Linked DNA regions of Homo sapiens: region 2 is linked to region 1. The links are chromatin loops, found by intact Hi-C in ENCODE. Cell type or tissue: CD4-positive, alpha-beta T cell. All regions are shown on one strand. Region 1 overlaps JAML (junction adhesion molecule like). Region 2 holds the start of CD3D (CD3 delta subunit of T-cell receptor complex).

The links. Hi-C counts contacts between places; a loop is a spot of excess contacts. Peaks named below come from ENCODE experiments on the same cell type or tissue, not always from the same donor. Only the 100,000 strongest peaks of a DNase experiment are listed, where the experiment ranks them.
Region 2: a loop joins it to region 1, with 3 times the contacts of the local background. A loop is called at or near these places in 83 of 110 quality-filtered maps.

The regions. Positions count from the first base shown.
Region 1 is chr11:118,200,817-118,205,816 of GRCh38, reverse strand. JAML (junction adhesion molecule like) reads left to right here. Exons shown (of 10, transcript NM_001098526.2): 6 at 2,152-2,389. Among named protein-coding and RNA genes, the nearest start is that of JAML, 22 kb to the left of the region's middle. In CD4-positive, alpha-beta T cell, no CTCF peak of the experiment used is centred here; DNase peaks (open chromatin) are centred at 3,056 and 4,766; H3K27ac peaks cover 2,215 bases.
Region 2 is chr11:118,340,153-118,345,152 of GRCh38, reverse strand. It overlaps CD3D (CD3 delta subunit of T-cell receptor complex), which reads left to right and starts at 2,448. Exons shown (of 5, transcript NM_000732.6): 1 at 2,448-2,600; 2 at 4,560-4,778. The coding sequence starts at 2,546. It overlaps CD3G (CD3 gamma subunit of T-cell receptor complex), which reads right to left and starts at 809. Exons shown (of 7, transcript NM_000073.3): 1 at 675-809. The coding sequence starts at 729. In CD4-positive, alpha-beta T cell, no CTCF peak of the experiment used is centred here; DNase peaks (open chromatin) are centred at 832, 1,762, 2,432, 3,042 and 1 weaker place; H3K4me3 peaks cover 5,000 bases; H3K27ac peaks cover 4,961 bases.

The DNA of each region.
Region 1 (5,000 bases):
AATCAGGCACATGAGGAGGTGTTGCAAGAGCCTGGGCTTTGGTGCTTATCAGAACTGGACCTTCTCCTAGCAATTTCAGCTTTCTGGTGGGAAAGATAACTCCAATGAAGAACAAGAACAAGAAGATGATGATGATGCTTAACTTTTTGGATGCCGATATGAGATTGTACATGTAAAGCATTTTGTATAAGACTTGGCCCCTGCATTTTAGTTTCCTTCTTTCTCCCTTTTCCTTCGTATAGAGTCCATGGGAGAATGAGGGAGATGATTTTTGTGGCCCAGCCAAGAAAGCAATGGGCTAGACATTAAAGTGATTACACTTTTATTCTTACTGGGGTTAGTTCTGTGAGTTTTCATCTGTGCCCCATTGCCCCATTTATGTGATGGAGGGAATTTTCATGGGTACTTCACGTGTTGGGATTGATTGATCCTGGGGGCCAGGGTGAAGGGTATTTTACGGGAACTCTATAAAGCAGGAAGAAGCAAGTTTATTCTTTAGACCAGTAGCTCTCAACCATGATGTGGTCGTATATTTATGGGTCAACATGTGTTGTGGGGATATCCCAAGTAACTTGTTATTAATAAAAGTTAAGTTGCAAAATTTAGTAAAGACTAACTTTTATAAATTAAAACATATTCCAGGTCATCTCTCTAACAAAGTCATTTGCACTTGATTCCTCTATGCTATCTGAGTGGGTCACAGTGGGTGACATCATGATGGAGTATGGGGAATTACATCTGGTCCCAGGTTCACCTCTGAGAGCTTGCCATACATTTAAATGTCATCCATTGAGTGATTCACAGGAGAAAATAGGATGAGAATTGACATTTTGAGGTTGTGAATTTGAATCACGAGAGACAAAATGTTAGGGGCCAGGTCACTTCATTCATGTTTGTGTCTACACACCCATTAACTTTTCTTAAAAGCTTTAAAAAAGCAATCTACATGGCTTTTTTTAATGCCAATATTCATTTAACAAGTTATTTTTAAAGAATCTGCTATATGAAGAATACTTAAAGCCCCAGTCCTGATGGGAAACTTACAACCAAGATGGAGGAGATACATGTAAAATAATAAAGACGTATATAATACATCAGGCAATAGTAAGAGCCTACGGGGAACAATAAAGCAGGACTTTGTGGTTTTTGTTATGTGGGTGCTTGGGGAGCCCTCACTGAGATGACATTTGAGGAGAGGGAGTGAACCCTGCATATGTGTAGGGGGAAGAGTGTTCTTGCAGTCATAGACAGTAGCAAGTGCAAAGGCCTTGCAGCCAGTATGCAAGGAGCAGCCAAGAGGTCCATGTGGCTGGAGCGCAGTGACCCAAGTAGGTGAGGGAAGAGCAAGTAGAAGTTGAAGTCAGAGGTAAAGGGAGATGGGCTGGGTCATGCAGGGCCTTGCATTTTAGTAGAAATGGGAGTGGGGGCCATGAAGGGTTTTGAGCACAGGAGTAACATGATTTAACTTACATTTTTAAAGGCTCATCTGCTGAAAATAGATTGTCATAGAGAATAAGCAGGGAGACAAGTAAGAAAGCTGTTGCAGGAATCTAGGTGAGAGATGAGCTGGACCAGAATGGTATCAGTGGAGGAGGTGAGGACTGGCTGGATTGGGGATATATTTTGAAGGTAGAGGTGATAGGATTTGCTGAGGGATTCAATGTGATTTGTTCCAGAAAGACAGAAATTAAGGATGACTCCAGGATTTTTAGCCTGAGTATCTGGAGGAAAGCATTGCCATGTACCAAAATGGGATGGACTGGAAAGAACTGGTTTGGGGGAAAGATGAAGAGTTCAGTTTTAGACATGTTTCAGGTTCCTATTGGAAATCCAACTAGAAATGTCATCAAGAATAAAAGTATACTTTTGCTTTTTTTTTATTGGAAAGGTGCACAAAATGAAAGTCCTCCTTTTCTTATCCCTCCATTCAGATGGAAAAACTGTTCATGGTTTTGTGATGTCCTTCACAAGTACACACGCATGCACATGTGTGTGTACATGACTTTGTGTTATTTAATGCTTTCTGATAATACCCTTACTGCCTTCACCTAGCAGGGCCTTGGAGTCCTGAGATCTTCCCTCCCCCATTTTCTCTGCTCCCCGCTCCACTCCAGTCCTCACAATATCATACTTTTTGTCTTTCACTTCTAGGAGGAGATTGTATTTCGTTACTACCACAAACTCAGGATGTCTGTGGAGTACTCCCAGAGCTGGGGCCACTTCCAGAATCGTGTGAACCTGGTGGGGGACATTTTCCGCAATGACGGTTCCATCATGCTTCAAGGAGTGAGGGAGTCAGATGGAGGAAACTACACCTGCAGTATCCACCTAGGGAACCTGGTGTTCAAGAAAACCATTGTGCTGCATGTCAGCCCGGAAGAGCCTCGAAGTATCTAACATTTGGCTGGGGAGCATTGAGGGACCTCCTGGCTGGTGCATGGCGCCAGGACTAGAGTGAGGCCGGAGAGGTTCCTAGGATGCAAAATTGAAGGAGGCATCCCTCTCAGGTGCTGACTCTGGCCTTGCACAACCCTGAGAATGATGCCTCCTTAGAGGTGGCTCCTCAGGTGCCTGGCTTGCCTCACCCTAGTTCTGGCCCTGCTGCTAGGCCAAGGGGAGGGGAGCTAATTTAGTGAATACCAATCCTCTGCCAGACCCCACTCATTGCCAGGGTCATCTACTGATGTAAAGATACAGAAGCTCAGGGAAGGATCGGAGTTGATGTCCAAAGTCAGCATACTTGGTTTCAAGGGAGGTGCTGTATGTGTTAGAGTGGAGCGGGAAATGATCCTAAGCTAGTGAGAGACAGCCAGGAACAGAGAGGAACATGCAGGCACCAGAACCAAAAATGGAGGGTTTTCTGATCAGAGGTTCTGGATTCTGGCAAACAGTGTGCATCAAGGCCAGTGCTGTGTAGGAGAGGAAAGACTTGATTGTGTTGACAGAGAGAGGTTGATAAGTGAGGGGTTAAAGTTAAACCATAACCCAGTTAGCAATCAGGATGTGGCCTGTGGACTTTGCCTGTCGCTAGGGCCTTCAGGAGTTGGCTGTGGTTGGCTGGGGGTGGGGAAGATGGGGTGAGGATGGAACATACCTCATACCTCAGGCCAGAGACCTAAGTCTGTGGAGGCACCTTGTCTCCAGCTGGAGAGGGGAGCACGGCAGGTCTGTGTGCTTCCTTCTCAGAAGTCCAATTCACAGAGAAAATCGAGCCATTATGGGGGCTCATGCAGCTTCTCCACCCACAAACATATCTATGTCTCCCCCATTCTTATCTCTGCCCTGCCATCCTGAGGCAGAGGAAGGTCCCTTCTGCTCTGGGCTTATCTGGCCCCCTGTGCCCAGGTGGTATCCTTCTCAGGAACCTTACAACATGGCTCTTTGAGCTCACTTTCTGTTGGTTTCTACCATTCAATGGATACGTTTGCTCAATTCTACTACTTAATTACTCCAGCTCCATTCTATGTCTTTTTTTCTTCAGCTCCATTCTGTGTCTTTCTTTTTCTTAAGATTGTTTTCCTGAGATACAATTCACATACCATACAATTTGCCCATTTAAAGCGTTCAGCTCAATGGTTTTAGTACATTCAGAGTTGAACAACCACCACCACAATCACGTGTTTCTTTCTCAACATAGCCAAATAGCTTGCTAAAGGTCTGTGTTTGGTATCTTACTGTCTCATCTCCCATTAACTCCTCAGTGCACTGCATTCTGGCTTATTCTACCTCTACTCCAGCTTAGATCACCAATGGCACTGCAATTATCCATCCTCAGCCTTCTCTCCTTCAGTAGCATTTATATGCACTCTATGTTGGACACAGTTCCACACACACCCATGGATATACTTAGTCAACTCTACACAAGTTTTCCACAAATCCTTCATATGCAACATGTCTAACCTACCCCTGCACACCCCTCCTCAGCCCATCTCCCCAACCTCAGTTGTCTAACTAGATGCCTGGGGGTGTGCTTGATTCTTTCCCTTTCCTAGACCCCTAATCTAACAGGTCAGGTCAACAAGTCCTTGACTCCTACTACAGACTCTTGAAGTTGTCTTCCTTCCAGTCTGTCACTGCCGCCTTAGTTCTGGCTGTCTTCATCTCTGTCTTGAACTGTAGGCCTCTAACCAGTCTCTGCTTTCTCTCTCAGCCACTGCTCCTCATTCTTCACGCGGCTCTTGGTGCCATCTTTCTAAATCACATTAAGAACTTTCTCTTCCACTGCTAATAATCTTTCAATGTTGTTTTCATTGCCTGCAGAAAAATGCCAGATTCTTGGTTGAGATAGTCAAGGTCCTTCCTGACTTGGACCCTGTCATCTCTCCAGCGAAATTCTCCAGCACACCCACAAATGCCACTTTTGTGCCAGACCCGTTGAACTCTTTCTAGTTTCTAAAATCATCATCCTGTCAGGCCTCCAGATCTCATGCAGAACATCCCCTCTGTCCTTCTCCATATTGTCTTCCCAACAAACTGGATGTTTCCTGTAAGTCTTAGGTTAAACTTTAGAACTTTTGCTGGCAAATTCTCACTTGCTGCATATAGAATTGGACACCCTTTTTTCTGTGCCCCTCTGTTCCCCATACAGACTTCTGTTGTAGCGCCTACAGCAGCCTGTGGTTTTCTGTTGACGTGTTTGTCTTCTTCCTTGGAAGCAGGGACCACACATCATCATTCATCTCTGAATCCCCTGTACCTAGTGCTGTCTGGCCCTGAGGAGGTGTTTGCTTTATGTATTTAGAAAGAACCATGCAGATGAGTAGAAGGTTCCATATGGGCAGAAGTACCTCCGGAGGCTTTACTTGGTATCGTCACTGTGGGGCTGAGTCTTGCGGCATGAGTTCTTTTGAAGACAACCACTTGCCCTAAGGAAGATCAGCAGCCTCTCAAATGCCTGTTATTTCTGGGTCCTTGTTAAGCCAAATTTTAGAATAGAATTGTTGATGTGAAAGGAAACTTTACTAGAGGTGAACTGCTAGCCTCTTCTCCCACCCACCTTA
Region 2 (5,000 bases), 140 kb before region 1:
CTTCCTCACATAGTACTTGTGTGACTTCAGCAAATTCCATGGTTTTAACTTTCCCAGGATGTCCAGACTCCAGGCATCAACCCAGTTCATCCACTTCCTATTGGATAGTCCAATGGAGTATTCATGCAGGCACCCATACTATACTGTACACTCAGTCTGGCACCATGAAAACTAATCTCTCCAATGAGACTATGAGTTCTGTAGAGCATAAGTGTTTTATTCATTTTTATTTCCTCATGGCATATCACATATTAGGGTCTCACCCATCTTTGTTGACCAATTGGCCAACTGCCCAACTGAGTGAATGGACATTTCCTAGGTCGACTGCTAGCCCCCAGCTCTGAAGTAGGGAACATATACTTTTTCCTTTTAGTTTCTTGGCCTATGCCCTTTTGGGCTGCATTCAAATCTAAGATGGCGGTAACAGGGTCCTCTCTTCAGCCATTTAAGTACTCTGTTTGCATTTTTCAGAGACAAGGATTCCTTCTCCTCCATGGGACACTGTTTCTCTCTAGCAGAGAACAGTTAAGAGCCTCCATTTTGCCCTTCTTTGAACTCTAAGGTGACAGCAGAGGTAGGCTGAAGGTTAGGGATACCAATATTCCTGTCTCACTAGTGATGGGCTCTTCCCTTGAGCCCTTCCCCAGGCTTCCAGACCCCTAGTAGGCCCTTACCTTGAAGAAGAATGATAGCCAGGATGAGGACAGCCAGGCCCTTCCCCTGTTCCATGTCAGTCTCTGTCCTCCGGCAAAAGCGTGGAGCAGCCCTTAGCAGCCAGCCAGCCAGCCAGCCTGTGCAGCAGCTAGACTGGCTCCACCCATCACTGTTGGGGCTGGGGCCTTTGAGAGAAGGCAAGAACCCAGAGCCTCCACCCTCTGCTGCAAGTGTGAGCAGCAGGGGCCTCAGCAGGGCTGCAGGTGCAGATGCCTTTTGTTTTTCCGTTAAGGAGGGTGAAGGTGGTGGGGAAGAAGAGGGAGAGAGTGCTGGATTCCCACTCAGAGACTCATCTTGCACAGGGAACCGCAATGGATGCTGGGTGGGAGATGGTCCTGGGACCGTTTCTTCATGAGGGAGATAAATGTCCCTGTCATTAGTTGTTAGGATCGTAGCCAGTTGTTACTTGTTGCTAGTTGTTGTTGCTGTAGGTAATGAATTTAGGAGGGACTCTCAGATGCTTGGGGCTGGACCTCCAAATGGAAAGCCACCTCAGTCCAGGCCTTCATTCAGGAATTTTTTTCACTTTTTTTTTCTTTTTCTTTTTTGAGACAGAGTCTCACTTTGTTGCCCAGGCTGGAGTGCAGTGGCGCTATCTCAGCTCACTGCAACCTCCACCTCCGGGGTTCAAGCGATTCTCCTGCCTCAGCCTCCTGAGTAGCTGAGATTACAGGTGCGTGCCAGCAAGCCCGGCTAATTTTTGTATTTTTAGTAGAGACGGGGTTTCACCTTGTTGGTCAGGCTGGTCTCGAACTCCTGACCTTGTGATCCACCTGCCTCAGCCTCCCAAAGTGTTGGGATTACAGGCGTGAGACACGGCACCTGGTTTCACTATTCTTTTGAGATCATGAAAGAGGCGCCTGGAAGGCAATAGGTGGAACAATTCCGAGGACAGGCCAGCACATTTTCAGGGGCCAGAGCCCGGACTGAATGTCCAGGATCTCAGGCCCCTATCTCCCTCAGCCAGTCAGTCAGTGAGCCAACAAAAATGTGCAGAGCTCCCGTTATGTGCCAGGCACAAGATACAGCAGTGAGCAAGACAGGCATGACTCTGTCCCCAGGTAAGTGACAGTCTAACTGCAGCAGCGTGAAGAGTTTCAGATCCTCGTAGGCCACAGGGGAAAAAGGTCCATTTGTCTCACCGGGAGGCTCAATATTGCCTGTCAGTCAATTATATTATTATTAATAACTACCCCTTAATGAGCACATATGATGCGTGAGGCACCATGCAAATATCTTGTTTGAATCCTAATAATGGTACTAATGGAATAAGACTCTGAAAAATTTTATGGCTGGCCCAGGCCCCACAGGTAGGCAGTATTGGACCCAGGATTCAAATCTCTGGCTGGGGTCTCTAAAGCCCAACCTCCCACTGACAAGAAGCTGCTAGATCTGGTGTCCCTGGCTGCCTAGTGAAGGGTCCTGAGAAAGATCAGCCTCCATGAGAAATCTAGCTGCTACGGCTTGCGCTATGGGGCCGACGGCTTCTCTCAAGGGGCTTCGAGATGTGGCAGTGTTTAGGTTGTGTGTAAATGTGGTTGCATTGTCAATAGGGACGCTAAAGTTCAGGCCACCTTTTCCATATTCTCTGCCAGCTCCCTGCTCAGAGATAGAGCAATTTACACCGCTTCCTTCCTACCCTACCCCTAGCCCACCCCCACTCTGAAAATTTCCCACCATCAACGGCAGAAAGCAGAGAAGCAGACATCTTCTAGTTCCTCCCCCACTCTCCTCTTTCCGGTACCTGTGAGTCAGCTAGGGGAGGGCAGCTCTCACCCAGGCTGATAGTTCGGTGACCTGGCTTTATCTACTGGATGAGTTCCGCTGGGAGATGGAACATAGCACGTTTCTCTCTGGCCTGGTACTGGCTACCCTTCTCTCGCAAGGTAAGGCTACTCCAGGTGGGTGGGGGAAGGGACCTGAGAGGGACATTACTGATGGGAGTGAGGCCCACTTGAAAGTGTTTCTTGCCAGGCACGGTGGCTCACACCAGTAATCCCAGAGCTTTGGGAGGCCGAAGTGGGAGGATCCTTTGAGGCCAGGAGTTTGAGACCAGTCTGAGCAACATGATGAGACTCTATCTTTACAAAAAACAAAAGAATTAGCCAGGCATGGTGGTGCACAACTGTAGTCCCAGCTATTTGAGAGGCTGAGGCAGGAGGGTCACTTGAGCCCGGGATTTCAAGGCTTCAGTGAGCTGTGATCATGCCACTGCCCTCCAACCTAGGCAACCTGTGAGACCTTATCTCAAAAAAAAAAAAAAGTGCTTCTCGGTGCTAGCTTCAGTTCACCAGGCACCCCAGGGGTGTCAGGAGGGCAGGGGCAGGATGTAGCATAGAGTCTGGGAAACAGGCTCTTGGCTTTGACTGACTCCAGCCATGGGTGCATGTGGGCCTAGAATGTCTCTCAGAAGGCCTTAGGCCAGAGATCTGCAGAAAATAGCTCAGTACGTATGTACCTGAATCTGGGACTGGCCATGGGAGCACAGCTTCCTGCACTACTCCTTTTAGGCCTGATGGCCTCTGGAATCAGGACTCTTGTTTGTTTGGCCATGATTATGTCATCCCTGGAGGCATGTCCTAGCACTTATGTGAATGCTTTAAGAGAAGTTAACTTTAGGTTGAGCAGGACGGAGGGAAGATTTGAGGGGTTGTTACATGGTAGGATTTTAACTCATCTCAGTTTGCCAATTTCAGTTTTAAAATGGAAAGTCCCATGTCCGAGGAACCCCTTCAACACTAAGCAAACTGGGTCCAATGGTCACCTAATAGTTGGCTGCACTAGGGCACTCAGGATTTCCACTGGAGACAGATCCCTGAAGAGGACGCGACTGTAGGACGTGAAGCATTTGATGTGCATGTGTCTCCCTGAGGATACATGCATATACTTCCAACCTGCTTCAGAAGTGTGAGCAACAGCTGTTTCAGGGTTTTCTAGAAGATGCTCTTGTATCCAAATTTGGGACTTAGTGTGAAGCCCAGGATGAATGAATGTAGCCTCCACTTTTCCCTGTGTTTGGAGGCATAGACTGTAGTGCCTCTGTGGCCTGTGGAGATGTGCTCAGGCTGTCAGAGGAACTCACTGCATCTGGAATGTTGCTGCACTCACCTCCAGCCCTAAAAGTCTCCCACAAGACTTGACTTGTGAGGAGCTCTAGGGATGGATTCAATAAAATTTTTTTCCTGTTCTCCTCCTTCTAACCAAGGGTGGAAAACTGTACATGGGATTTGCCCTGGTCCCGTTCTGGACCACTTGGCTGATAATTCAGGGGCTGGTAAACCAGCTGGTCTCCACCCACAGCCATCCCTGGCCCTGGGAAAGGCTTCAGTGTTGAGAGCCCCGCTTTCTTGGTTGTCAATGGAGCAGGGGCAATGAGGAAGGATGAGGATAAGAAGCTGAAGTGGGAGTGTTGTAGATGGCTGGGAAGTGGAATTAGATGTTTCCTTGAAGAAAAAATGCAGACATTTCCAATCGAGGAATGTTCTTCTGTCTTTCCACATCTTCCAGGTGCTTCAGTGGTCCGTGCTCCCCCTACTCCTCATCAGTGGTCTGGATTCATTTCCAGGAAGGTGCTTGGGTCAATCCTGCTCTGAGGGGTCCTCTTTTGCACCAAGGCCCCAAGACCTGTCCTCTGCTTGAATGGCATCCTCATGTCCCCCTTGACCCCTGCAGTTGGTGGGGAACTTTCTGAAGGCTTTTTCTTGTGACTTCTGTCTCTCTTGATGGAAGCCATAAACTGTCCTGGACCAGGAAAATGGTCTCTGTTAAGTATGAGCTTCCGCAGAACAAAGGGCTTGGTGCAGATCAAAGAGCTGTCTCCAACTGTGATATTTTTTCCCCTTTAGTGAGCCCCTTCAAGATACCTATAGAGGAACTTGAGGACAGAGTGTTTGTGAATTGCAATACCAGCATCACATGGGTAGAGGGAACGGTGGGAACACTGCTCTCAGACATTACAAGACTGGACCTGGGAAAACGCATCCTGGACCCACGAGGAATATATAGGTGTAATGGGACAGATATATACAAGGACAAAGAATCTACCGTGCAAGTTCATTATCGAAGTACGTGCTTCCTGAACCCTTTGGGTTGGAATGGATAGGGCTTCTGGATGTGAGAACTTTCTGGCTAGAGAGGGATATGGTGAACCCATCTGTTCTCTAAACAAAGTGAGGTCACTATTGTAATGGTACAAGCCAGATTTGGGGACCTTCAAAGTGGAAGAGAGAGCTTAACTCAGCAAGACAGAGCAGTAGGGGTCATGTTACTGCAGCCTTGGTTGGGTG